Regions from separate parts of the Mus musculus genome. Here region 2 is linked to region 1. Evidence: chromatin loops called from intact Hi-C (ENCODE). Cell type or tissue: gastrocnemius. All regions are shown on one strand. Links, peaks and the distances in the headings refer to the core of each region. The heading gives the core; the rest is flanking DNA.

Region 1 (5,383 bases), core at 58-5,057:
AAGCATAAGGGTCTGAGAACCCCAGAATTCAGGTACAATCCAGGATGGTGTTGCATGCCATCCCAGCTATGACACGACAGGGGCACACACAGGCAGATCCCTGGAAGCCCACTGCCAACTAGCCTGGCTAACTGGTGAGGTTCCAGGCCAGTGAGACCCTGTCTCAAACAAAAGGTGGAATGTAATGACCAATGACCTGGGTATGTGTAACAGACACACGCAAGCACACAGACACACACATACTCACTCTGATACACATCAAAAAAAAAAAATGAAACCATGAAATGCAAAGAGAAACTTTATGTAGAAATATTCTTACTGAGGGGGTACTTATAATAAAAGTAAGAATGTGATTACAGCCCTTACAGACAAATACTAAGTAAATTATGCCAAATACAGCATGCAGAAATACTTATAGTAGAAAACTGTGTATGTGTGTATCAGTAAGAAATGGAAGAAAGATTGCATGACTAAATACACAATGACAACTTTTTACTTCTGTGATTTCCACAATGGAGATGAACTACTTTTGTAATTAAGGGATGGAATTTGTTTTTAAGAGACAGTTTCACTATGTAGCTCAGGCCAGCCTGAAACACCTTGTGCTCACTATCTTGGCCTAGAAATCAGAGATCTGCCTGCTTCTGCTTCCCAAGGGCTGGGATTAAAGTATGCATCACTGAGTCCAGACATGAGCAAATTTTTAAGAAGATATACTGGAACGGGCAAGGTGGCTCAGCATTGCCAAAGGCTCCTACCACCAAACCTGAAGACCTGACTTCTATCCCAGGAATCCCACATGGTAAAAGGAGAAGCAACTCCAAGTTGTCCTGACCTCCACGCCGGCACATCAATGCACACCCATGCACACACTAAATAAACAAACATTTGTAAAGATATCGTGATTAGAGGCAAACTAATTCAGAATCTGAATTTCTGTCCTGATGTAATCAACTAATTATGTGAGCCTGAAAATCTGCAGCCACTATAAATGCGAGTGTCCCTATTGACATTAAGTTAATAACTAAAAAAAAATTGAAAACAGGGAAGTTTACCCACGTCTATTTTTACTCCATTCCAGAAAAATTAAACCCTCCTAAAACCAAGAAAAGTTTACAAAACCTTCACACAACTTTCACAAGAGCAATTAAGTAGAAAATTACTGATGGTCATAACTGCAAGACCAGGTCCTGAGAGATGCGGACTCTTAACTGGCTTTGGGAAGACAATAAAACCATGGGGGTGAACTGGGTTAATCTCAAGAGCAATGCTCAGTAAGTTATCCCTTATTTTTAAAAAGCAAAAATCATGTAGTACTTTAGTCTCTGAACGGTTCACGCCCCCCAGCCCCCAAGCAATCGTTTTGATGATTCTAGCCTTTATGGAAATACCCCAATCATGAAATCATCTTACAAGAATCAATGCTGGAAACTACTAGTCTTTAAGTCAGTCGAGTGTGAGAGAGGTGTGTGTGTCCTACAAAATGAACCGCTGAGGGTGAAAAAAATGTTTAATCATGCAGAGCAAGTCGTGGCGAGAAAGCAGGGCAAGTCCTTCCGATGAATTTGCAATTTTGCTCTAGAAAGGCTCAGCCTGCAAACAGCGACGAGAGCAGGTGCCAAGGCATCGCTGGAGCTCCGCAGCACCTGACTGCGGAACAGATTCAGCACCGGGCATGCTGAGGGCTGGAAGCACTACCGCCGGGCCAGCCTCCCTCTCCGCGACTCGCAGAGGCTGCCTCCCACAGGGAGGGCGAGCGCATGGGGCCCCGGATAGAAAAGGAGCCCAGCCGCCACCCTCCGTGATGCCCCTCACCTCCACACTCTGCTCATCCATTGCCTCCGGCTCTCGGCGGGGCCCTCGGCGACCCTCGGAGTCCGTGTCTGCGCTGTCAGGCGCCGGCCCGAGGTCGCCAGGTCAGCTGCGCTCACCTCAGCAGGCTCCCACAACAGTGCCACCTCCGCGCCCCATCCCGTCGGGTTCCCCACCGGCTACCCCGCATTTCGCCATTTTTTTTTATCCGCGCGCCAGCCCTGGGGCGGAGAGGGAAGGGCTAGCGGTAGCCGCAACGCCTTCCTCCCGCCTCAGCAGCTGGCCTGCGTCCGCGTGGGAGCCCTGGCCCACGTGACGCCGGCGCGCGCGTGTGAAAACCGCCGCGGGGCCCGTCCGGGGCGGAACAGGCGCCACAGAGAATTCGCAAACACCAACGGTAACCAGGGCAGCTAGAGGCGCGGCAACGGGGCGGACGCGATGCGCACGCGCACTCGGCGTTGCGGGAGGGGAGGGGAGGGGCGGGGCGGAGCGGGGCGGGAGGAGAGGCGGGCGCCCGGTTCCCGCGGTGCGCGCAGCACACGAGACTTGGAGAGGCGGTGCCGCGGGGAGGCGTGTCGGGCGTCGGCGCGGTGCCCTTCGCCTCGCAGATTTTACCGCCAGTGATGTAGGCTCCTTGGTGCGTCCTAATTGGAAGAAGCCACGCTCCCGAGTATTAGGAAGGGACGGAGAGTCTTATTTGCGTTCCCATTGTTTGTGGGTCACCTAAGGAGACCCTGGAGCCGGGAACTCTTGCTTGGTTAGTGTTTGCTTTCCGCCTCTGGGAGGAAACGCAGACTTTAAGCTTTAAAAAAAAAAAAAAAAAAAAAAAAACTTAGTCCCCCTCCATAGTAAATGCATTTGAAAGCTCCAATTGTAATGGACCGGCGATTTCTCTTGACCTGTTATTTTGAGACAAGGTTTCTTTAGTTCATGATAGACTGGACGTATAGTGAAGTCTCCAAGCTTCCTGGAAGTAAGGATTGCAGGGGAGAGGTACCACGTCTTCTCATTTTGGTGAGACAATTGGATCCACATCCCACCGACTAAGGCTTTCTTGCAGCTTGAGTTGTTTTTGCTATGGGGACTAACAAAGAGTCTAGGGAATCGCTTCTAAATTCCTTCCAGAAGAGACCAGTTAGGGTGCAGAAATTGAGGGTATGTGAGACAAAAGGCGTTGGTCAAATACTTAAATCTTAATTCTTCTCTTAAGCTTATTACAAAGTTATTTATGAACCCAATCCAGAGAATTGATAATCTAGAAAGAATCTTTTCGTTACTAGCAACATTTTTTAAAAATTATATGAACTATAAACAAGATTTATGGAGGTAGGACGGATGGCCCAGAGGTTAAGAATACTTGCTACTCCGGGGGAGGACCACTCTCTAACCCTGCCTTTGGTCTCCAGCCTATACTCCAACTCCATTCTGCCCACCTAAAACACCCACACTCACATGCACATATATTAATATAACCCAAAATAATCTACACACACATAATTTAATTAAGTAGAGATAGAATATGCTTTCACAAGCTGGGCATGGTGGAGCACTCGTTTAGTCCCAGCATTTGGGGGACAGAGGCAGGTGGAGTTCCAGGACAATCAGGGATACACAATGACACCGTGTATTGAAAAACCAAAAGCAAAAAAGGCTTTCATTTCAAACCACTTATGGTCTTTGAACTAGATGCAGGCTGATAGTTGCAGAATAATTTTACTAACGTGTCCTGAATTGTACCTTTTTGCTGATGTTCCCATGTCACCTGCACTGACCTAGAACTTGCTATAAAGCATATGCCAGCCTTCAACTCCCTCCTTAGCCTCTTCAGTGCTAGGATATACATAGGTATGCCACCACATTCTATTTACACTTTAAAATTTAATCTATACCTAAAAATTTGTGGAGGCCGGGTGTGGTGGTACATGTCTTTAGCTTTTAATCATAGCCTTTCATGACCAGGCAGAAACCATCTCCAGAATAGCCTGGTCTACTTAGTGAGTTCAAAGCCAGCCTGGGCTAAGTCGCCAGACTAAAAAAACAATCAAAAGTTTGTGGGAAATATTATGGCATTTGGAATTCTCAACAATATGGAGAAACCTTTGCCCTGTAGTATAACAGATGATAACAGTAGCCTATAGATTATGGTATATTTGCCATATATACCCAAAATGTTTAAGGAACTAGTTATCAGGCTAGTTCATAATAGTAGAAAATAAAAGAAATCTGTAATTAGTTAGAGGTCTTTGTTAAAAAATAGGCATACAGTGCTTAAATTGGTAGTTGGCTAAGTAAGGGTTAAAGGTCCTTTGTCAGCTCGTGGGTGAGGGAGTCTGCTAGCACTGGAGAGCTTGAAACAGAAGATTGAGAACTTGAAGAAAGCCAACCAGAGCCCTAGCCCAAGACCATGTCTCACAAAAACAGCACTTAGGGGCTGACTTTGCTCTGCCCTTTGCCACAAGACACATCCCCCAAAATGCTATTACTTTTATAATGACTCAGATTATCAATAAGAAACTAAACAAAATCATGATATAGCCATACAGTAGTTACAAGTGTTAAAAAGGATGTTAAATGTATAATGTATGTCATGAAATCATATAAAATGAAAATTTTAAATGCTACAGTATAATGTATGCTTACCTGTTTTGTTTTTTTCTAAAGAAAAATTCTATGTGAATATGTATAGAAATGAATAAAGAAACTGAAGGCTGACTACTTCTAAATAATATGCATTATGCTTGTTTTTAAATATCTTAAATAGTATTATATAGAAACACTATAGTAACAGAAAATAGTATCTAGATGAGAAATAATCCTAAATAAAAGTAATAAGAATGAAGATAATATAACATGGAGGCTAGATACTATGACCAATTTTAGGTTTTATTTTATAGGTAAGTGGATGCAAATACATTAAAAAGGTAACCATTCCAGCTAACAAAAGCCACTGCCAAAACTACAAAATGAACAAGTAATCCGAATATGTTCAATTTAAATGTTGAGGTAGAGAATTTTACTGGCAATATTTGAGGATCACAGAGTCTATTTTAATTAATTTTTATTTATGAGTACACTGTAGCTGTCTCCAGACACGCCAACAAGAAGGCACAAGATCCCATTACAGATGGCTGTGAGCAGCCATGTGGTTGCTGGGAATTGAACTCAGGACCTCTGAAAAAACAGTGAGTGCTCTTAAACTCTGAGCCATCTCCAGGCCGGGAGGGTCACAGAGTCTCAAGTCCTGGAAAACAAATGGAAGGGGAAAACATTCACACGTGTGGATTTTGTTTGAAAGCAAGTCTTGCTGTGTGGCCCGACTCACCTGGAACTCCATGGCCGGTTTGAGTATAGTACCTTCTTGACTCCTCTCAGCCTACTAAACTGGTTTTCTGTGCACCTCTCAGTATATACCTTAAGCTGGGTTTGGAGGTGATTGTAACCTCACACACAGGTACGTAAGGCAAGTTGAATTCCAGGCCATCATGAACCATATACTGGGACCTGCTCTCAGAACAGTAATCTATCAGGCTCAGCCTGGTTGCACAGCATGCAATCCCAGAACTCAGGAGGG
Region 2 (5,383 bases), core at 148-5,147, 290 kb before region 1:
AATAGCATAAACTACATCCTCAAACTACCACAATTTGGTGTTGCACATTTAAAGAGATCACAAGGCTCAGCACAGTTGAAATGCAATGGATAAGCCACACTCTAGAGAAAATACCTTCATGTCCATGATCTGTCAGCTAATTATAAGTTTCTTTTTTTTTAAGTTTATGATTTTTTTTAAAGATTTATTTATTTCAGACAAACCAGAAGAGGGAGGCAGATTTCATTACAAGTGGTTGCAAGCCACCATGTGGTTGCTGGGATTTGAACTCAGGACCTTTGGAAGAGTAGTCAGTGCTCTTACCCACTGAGCCATCTCATCAGCCCCAAGTTTCTATTTCTTACTTACTCCATGGAATCTTACTTCAAATTCAGATCACTCCAAAGAATGATTAATTTTCCTCATAAGGACTATGAACTTTGTGATGTAAATCATGGTTTTGACATACTTGGGAAAGGTGTTTTTCCCTCCCCAAGACTGAGTTTCTCCCTGGCCATCCTGGAACTTGCTCTGTAGATCAGGCTGGCCTTGAATTCAGAGATCCATCTGCCTCTGAGTGCCGGGATTAAAGGTGCGCACCACTACTGCCCAGCAGAAAGAGGAAACCTTAATTGAAGAACTTTCTCCATCAGACTGGCCTGTGAACATATCTGTGGAGTCTTTTCTTGGTTGCTGACTAATGTAGGATCTTGTGGGCAGCACCATAGGTAAGAAAGTGGGTATGGACTATGTAAGAAAGAACCATGAGCCTGGTAGCAAGACACTCAAGTGTTCCTCCATGGTTTCTGCTGTAAGTTCCTACTCTGACTTTCCTCAGTGATGAACTATAACCTGTAAGAGTAAAGTAAGCCTCTTTCTCACCATGTTGTTCTTGGTTGTGGTGCTTATCATAGCAACAACAATCTATCTAGGACAGACTTTTACAATTGTAGAACAAAGAACTTGCAAACTGTTAAACCTATGCAGCAACATGTTATATTATTATATCTATTGAACTATAGGCCTATAAAGCTGGGGTTGTAGCTCAACTGGTAGAGGGCTTACCTAGTATGCAGAGCTGTGGGTCTGATTCTCAGCATGGGCTATAATGGCACATGCCTGTAATCCTCAGCTATATACTTCATTAATTAAACATAAATATTTAAAAATAATGCAAAGAGAGAAATAGAGCCAGTGAGATGGGTCAGCAAGTTAAAGCACTTGCTATCAAACTGTAAGAGGCCAAAGATTCTACTTCTCCCAGCTGGAGACATCTTTGATTTACTATGAAACTGGCCTCTCTTACCACCTATGCCATGGAAAGGCCCTTACTGCCCCAGATAACTGCAAGGTTTTGGATACTGTTAAACTGCTTTCATTTGCCTCTGCAACTGCCAACCTGAATGTAGTTTTTCTATGTGCTTTGTCTTTAAAAACTCCCTGTAATGTGCATTTGAGCCTGCTCTTGCTCTAAAAAAACGATTTTTCTCCAGGTAGTCACCTATCTTAATATTAGATTCATACTCTCTCCCCTCCCCTCCCCACCCCACACCCATTGACTTTTCGAGACAGGGTTTCTCTGTGTAGCCCTGATTGTCCTAGAACTCACTCTTTAGACCAGGCCGGCCTCGAATTTAGAAATTCGCCTGTACCTGCCTCTGCCTCCCAAGCGCTGGGATTAAAGGTGTGCACCACCACTGCCCAGCTTAGATTCTGAATTCAGACTTTGGTCTCTACCTCACAATAAAGCCTGCCCCTGGGACCCACATGATGAGAAAGTACTCTCTACAAGGTTCTCTTCTGACCCCTGTGTGTGAGACTACATACATACTAAAACAAATTATGTAGTTTATTTATTATTCTTTTCTTTTTTCTTTCTTGAGACAGGATTTCTTCATGCAGTTATGGAGCTTAATATGTAGATCAGTCTGGCCTCAGACTCACAGAGATGTACCTGCTGCGATTAAAGGCATGGGCCACCACACCTGCTATTACAATATAAGTTAAAAGTTCGGTTTCAAAGAGAGAAAAGAGAGTATGTATGTGAAACAATGCTTTTAAGAAAAAGTGTGCCGGGCAGTGGTGGCGCACGCCTTTAATCCCAGCACTCGGGAGGCAGAGGTAGGTGGATTTCTGAGTTCAAGGCCAGCCTGGTCTACAAAGTGAGTTCCAGAACAGCCAGAGCTATACAGAGAAATCCTGTCTCGAAAAAACCAAAAAAGAAAAAAAAAGAAAAAGTGTATGGGTGCTCTGTCTGTGTACTAGATGCATCAAGTGTCCTCATAGCCCACAAGAGGGCACTAGATTTTCTTGAACAGGAGTTACGGATGGCTTCAAGGTGCTATGTCAGTACTAGATCTTCTGGACCTTCTGGAAGAAGAGTCAGTGCTCTTGGTTTTTGTTTTTGTTTTTTTGAGACAGGGTTTCTCTGTGTAGCCCTGGCTGTCCTGGGACTCACTCTGTAGACCAGGCTGGCCTTGAACTCAGAAATCCAACTGCCTCGGCCTCCCAAGTGCTGGGATTACAGGTGTGCGCCACCACTGCCCGGCACAGTCAGTGCTCTTAACCGATGAGCCATCTCTTTAACCTAACAATGCTGTTTTAAACATCTTACTAAAACTAAAAATGACAATTAAAAAAAAAAAAAAAAGAGATGTCTGGGGCTGGTGAGATGGCTCAGTGGGTAAGAGCACCCAACTGTTCTTCCGAAGGTCCAGAGTTCAAATCCCAGCAACCACATGGTGGCTCACAACCATCTGTAACAAGATCTGATGCCCTCTTCTGGAGTGTCTGAAGACAACTACAGTGTACTTACATATAATAAATAAATAAATCTTAAAAAAAAATCTTAAAAAAAAAAAGAGATGACTGATATGGGAAGAAAAAAATAGGGAAACGGAGTTGGGGGACCTTTAAAGTGCTAGAAACTGAACTCTGGGGCTCACACATCCCAGGCAAATGATTTACTTTCAATGGTTTGCTAGTTGTTTTTAATTAATTAACTAATTAATTATTTCAAAACAGGGTTTCTCTGTATGAAAGATCACTGGCTGTCCTGGAACACATTTTGAAGACCAGAATGGCCTCAAACTTACAGAAATCTGCCTATCTCTGCTTCTTGAGTGCTAGGATTAAAGGTTTGTGCTATCACTCCTGACATTAGTTAACTTTTTGTTGTTTTTATTTTATTTTTTGAGACAAGGTCTCACTAGCCTCAGAGAAACCCCATCTCGAAAAACAAACGAAAAAAGAAAATCCTCTTTATTGTTAACATTTATTTATTCATCTATTTACTTATTGTGTGTATGTGTGTGGACATATATGTATCATGGAACAGTGTGTAGTTAGAGGAAACCCCGTGGGAGCCAGTTCTTTTCTTCTACCATGTGATTCCTAGGGATTAAATTTTAGCTTGCAGATTTGGAAGCTAAATGACCATTCATACTGGTCCTAGGGGTATTTGGTTTACTTGCTTACTTATTTATTAGTTGTTGGGTATGAAGGTGCCATGATGCCCATATGGTGATCAAAAGACAACTTGTGAGTCCTGGGAATCAAACTTAGGTTGTCAGCTTTGGTGGGAAAGTCTCTTACCCAACAAGCCACCTTCCTGGTTTCCTGTGCATACTTCTAAAGTTTTTTTTTTTTTTACATTTAATTAGTGTATGTGTCTGTGTATGTATGAACTTGCATGAAAGTGGCACAACTCATGTGATCGCTCACAGGGGATCAACTGGTTCTTTTTTTTTTTTTCCTTTGGTTTTTTGAGACTATATATATATATATTTTTTTTTTTTTTTTTTTTTTTGAGACAGGTTTCTCTATATAGCCCTGGCTGTCCTGGAACTCACTTTGTAGACCAGGCTGGCCTCAAACTCAGAAATCTGCCTGCCTCTGCCTCCTGAGTGCTGGGATTAAAGGTGTGCGCCACCATGCCCAGCCAACTGGTTCTTTCATTCTACCATAGGTCCTGGGAATAGAACTCAGGTTCTCAGGGTTTGGCACCAAATATCTTTTCCATTGAACTATCGCACCTGTCCCCTAGTAGTAATACCTCCTTAAACTAGTAACATGGTGTCCTTAACAGGTCCATAGCCTTCACAAAGCTCAGTTACAGTATTTCACAAGATGTTCATCATTACTGGCCTACTTATGCATAAAACCTGCCTTAGGACAAAGAGGTGACTTTTCTAAGCCAGGCATGGTGGCTGGGACCTGTAATTACAATACTTTGGAAAGCTGAAGTACAAGGATTGCTTCAAGTTTGCAGTCAGTCTATACTGCATATGTTATGGTAGCCTAGGCTACAGAAAACCCATTTCAAAACCAACCAACCAACCAACCAACCAACCAACCAACCAACCAACCAACCACAACACCCACAGAATATTGAGTCAGACCTGGCAATGCATACCTGCCATCCCACTATTCCAAAAGAGCCAAGAGAATTATAAATTTGGGGCCAGCTTTGGAAACAGAGACTATGTCTCAAATTTGAATGAATGGACTGCAGATGTAGCTCAGTGGAAAATCTAGCATGTGTGAGGCTATAGAGTCCCAGCACTAGAAAGTGATGTTATTTCTCCACCAGTGAAATGAGCCAATTCAAACAGATTAGACTATATTAAAAGTATTTTTATTGGAAAACTGTCCTCAGGAGGACTAGTTCACTGGCCCCAAGGACCAAGGCCAGGGAAGTCACCATAGGGAGAGGGGAAGGGGGAAAAGAAAGATGCAAGCCCAGAGAAAGAACAGAGAGGGGGGAGGGGGATGGGTGAGAGGGAGAAACACACACAAGCATGAGAAAGGGACAATCCAAAACGATGTCTTGATTATATAGGGAGGAGCCTCTGGGGGGAAGGGCAGCTCAGTCCCGGGCCTGGAAAGTTCAGGGTTGGGGGCAGGGTATGCCAGCTAGAGACTGAGGGATGCTGGGAGAACCTGGAGGCCAGGCCTGCTTTTGATATCTAAAATATGTACCCCAGTCCCTCGTCCTGCCAAACAGAAAGATTTATTTTGCAATTACACTTTATATATTAATTTTCTGAAAAGGGAGACATGTGTGGAGTCCGTCCTCCCCTTTCACTATGGGCGCCTGAAGGATCAAACAATGGTCATCAGACTTAGAAGCAGACTCCTGGTACCCAATGAGTCATCTCTCAGCCCCTTTCTGCTTTTTTGTTTCATTTTTCAGACACAATCTCACTATATAGTGCTGGCTGGCCTAGAACCTGCTATATAGAGCTCACAGGTCTAGCCCTTGCCTCCTTAGTGCCTAGATTAAAGGTATAAAACACCATACCTGACCCTTTTCAAGTGTTTTGTTTTGTTTTGTGAGGACAGTGTCATTGTATAATCATGGCTAGCCTGTTACTCAGTACATACACCCTTAAATTTTAGACAG

What was found. Hi-C counts contacts between places; a loop is a spot of excess contacts. Peaks named below come from ENCODE experiments on the same cell type or tissue, not always from the same donor. Only the 100,000 strongest peaks of a DNase experiment are listed, where the experiment ranks them.
Region 2: it touches region 1 in a loop (3-fold over the local background); 1 of 42 quality-filtered maps calls a loop at or near these places.

What each region holds. Positions count from the first base shown.
Region 1 is chr11:87,123,927-87,129,309 of GRCm38, reverse strand. Trim37 (tripartite motif-containing 37) reads right to left here and starts at 2,235. Exons shown (of 24, transcript NM_197987.2): 1 at 1,816-2,235. The coding sequence starts at 1,836. In gastrocnemius, for the core only: a CTCF peak has its summit at 2,366; DNase peaks (open chromatin) are centred at 126 and 2,250; H3K4me3 peaks cover 1,919 bases; H3K27ac peaks cover 1,629 bases.
Region 2 is chr11:87,410,525-87,415,907 of GRCm38, reverse strand. The region is part of intron 1 of Tex14 (testis expressed gene 14); the gene reads right to left. Among named protein-coding and RNA genes, the nearest start is that of Tex14, 8.2 kb to the right of the region's middle. In gastrocnemius, for the core only: a CTCF peak has its summit at 2,268 (motif pointing right); no DNase peak of the experiment used is centred there.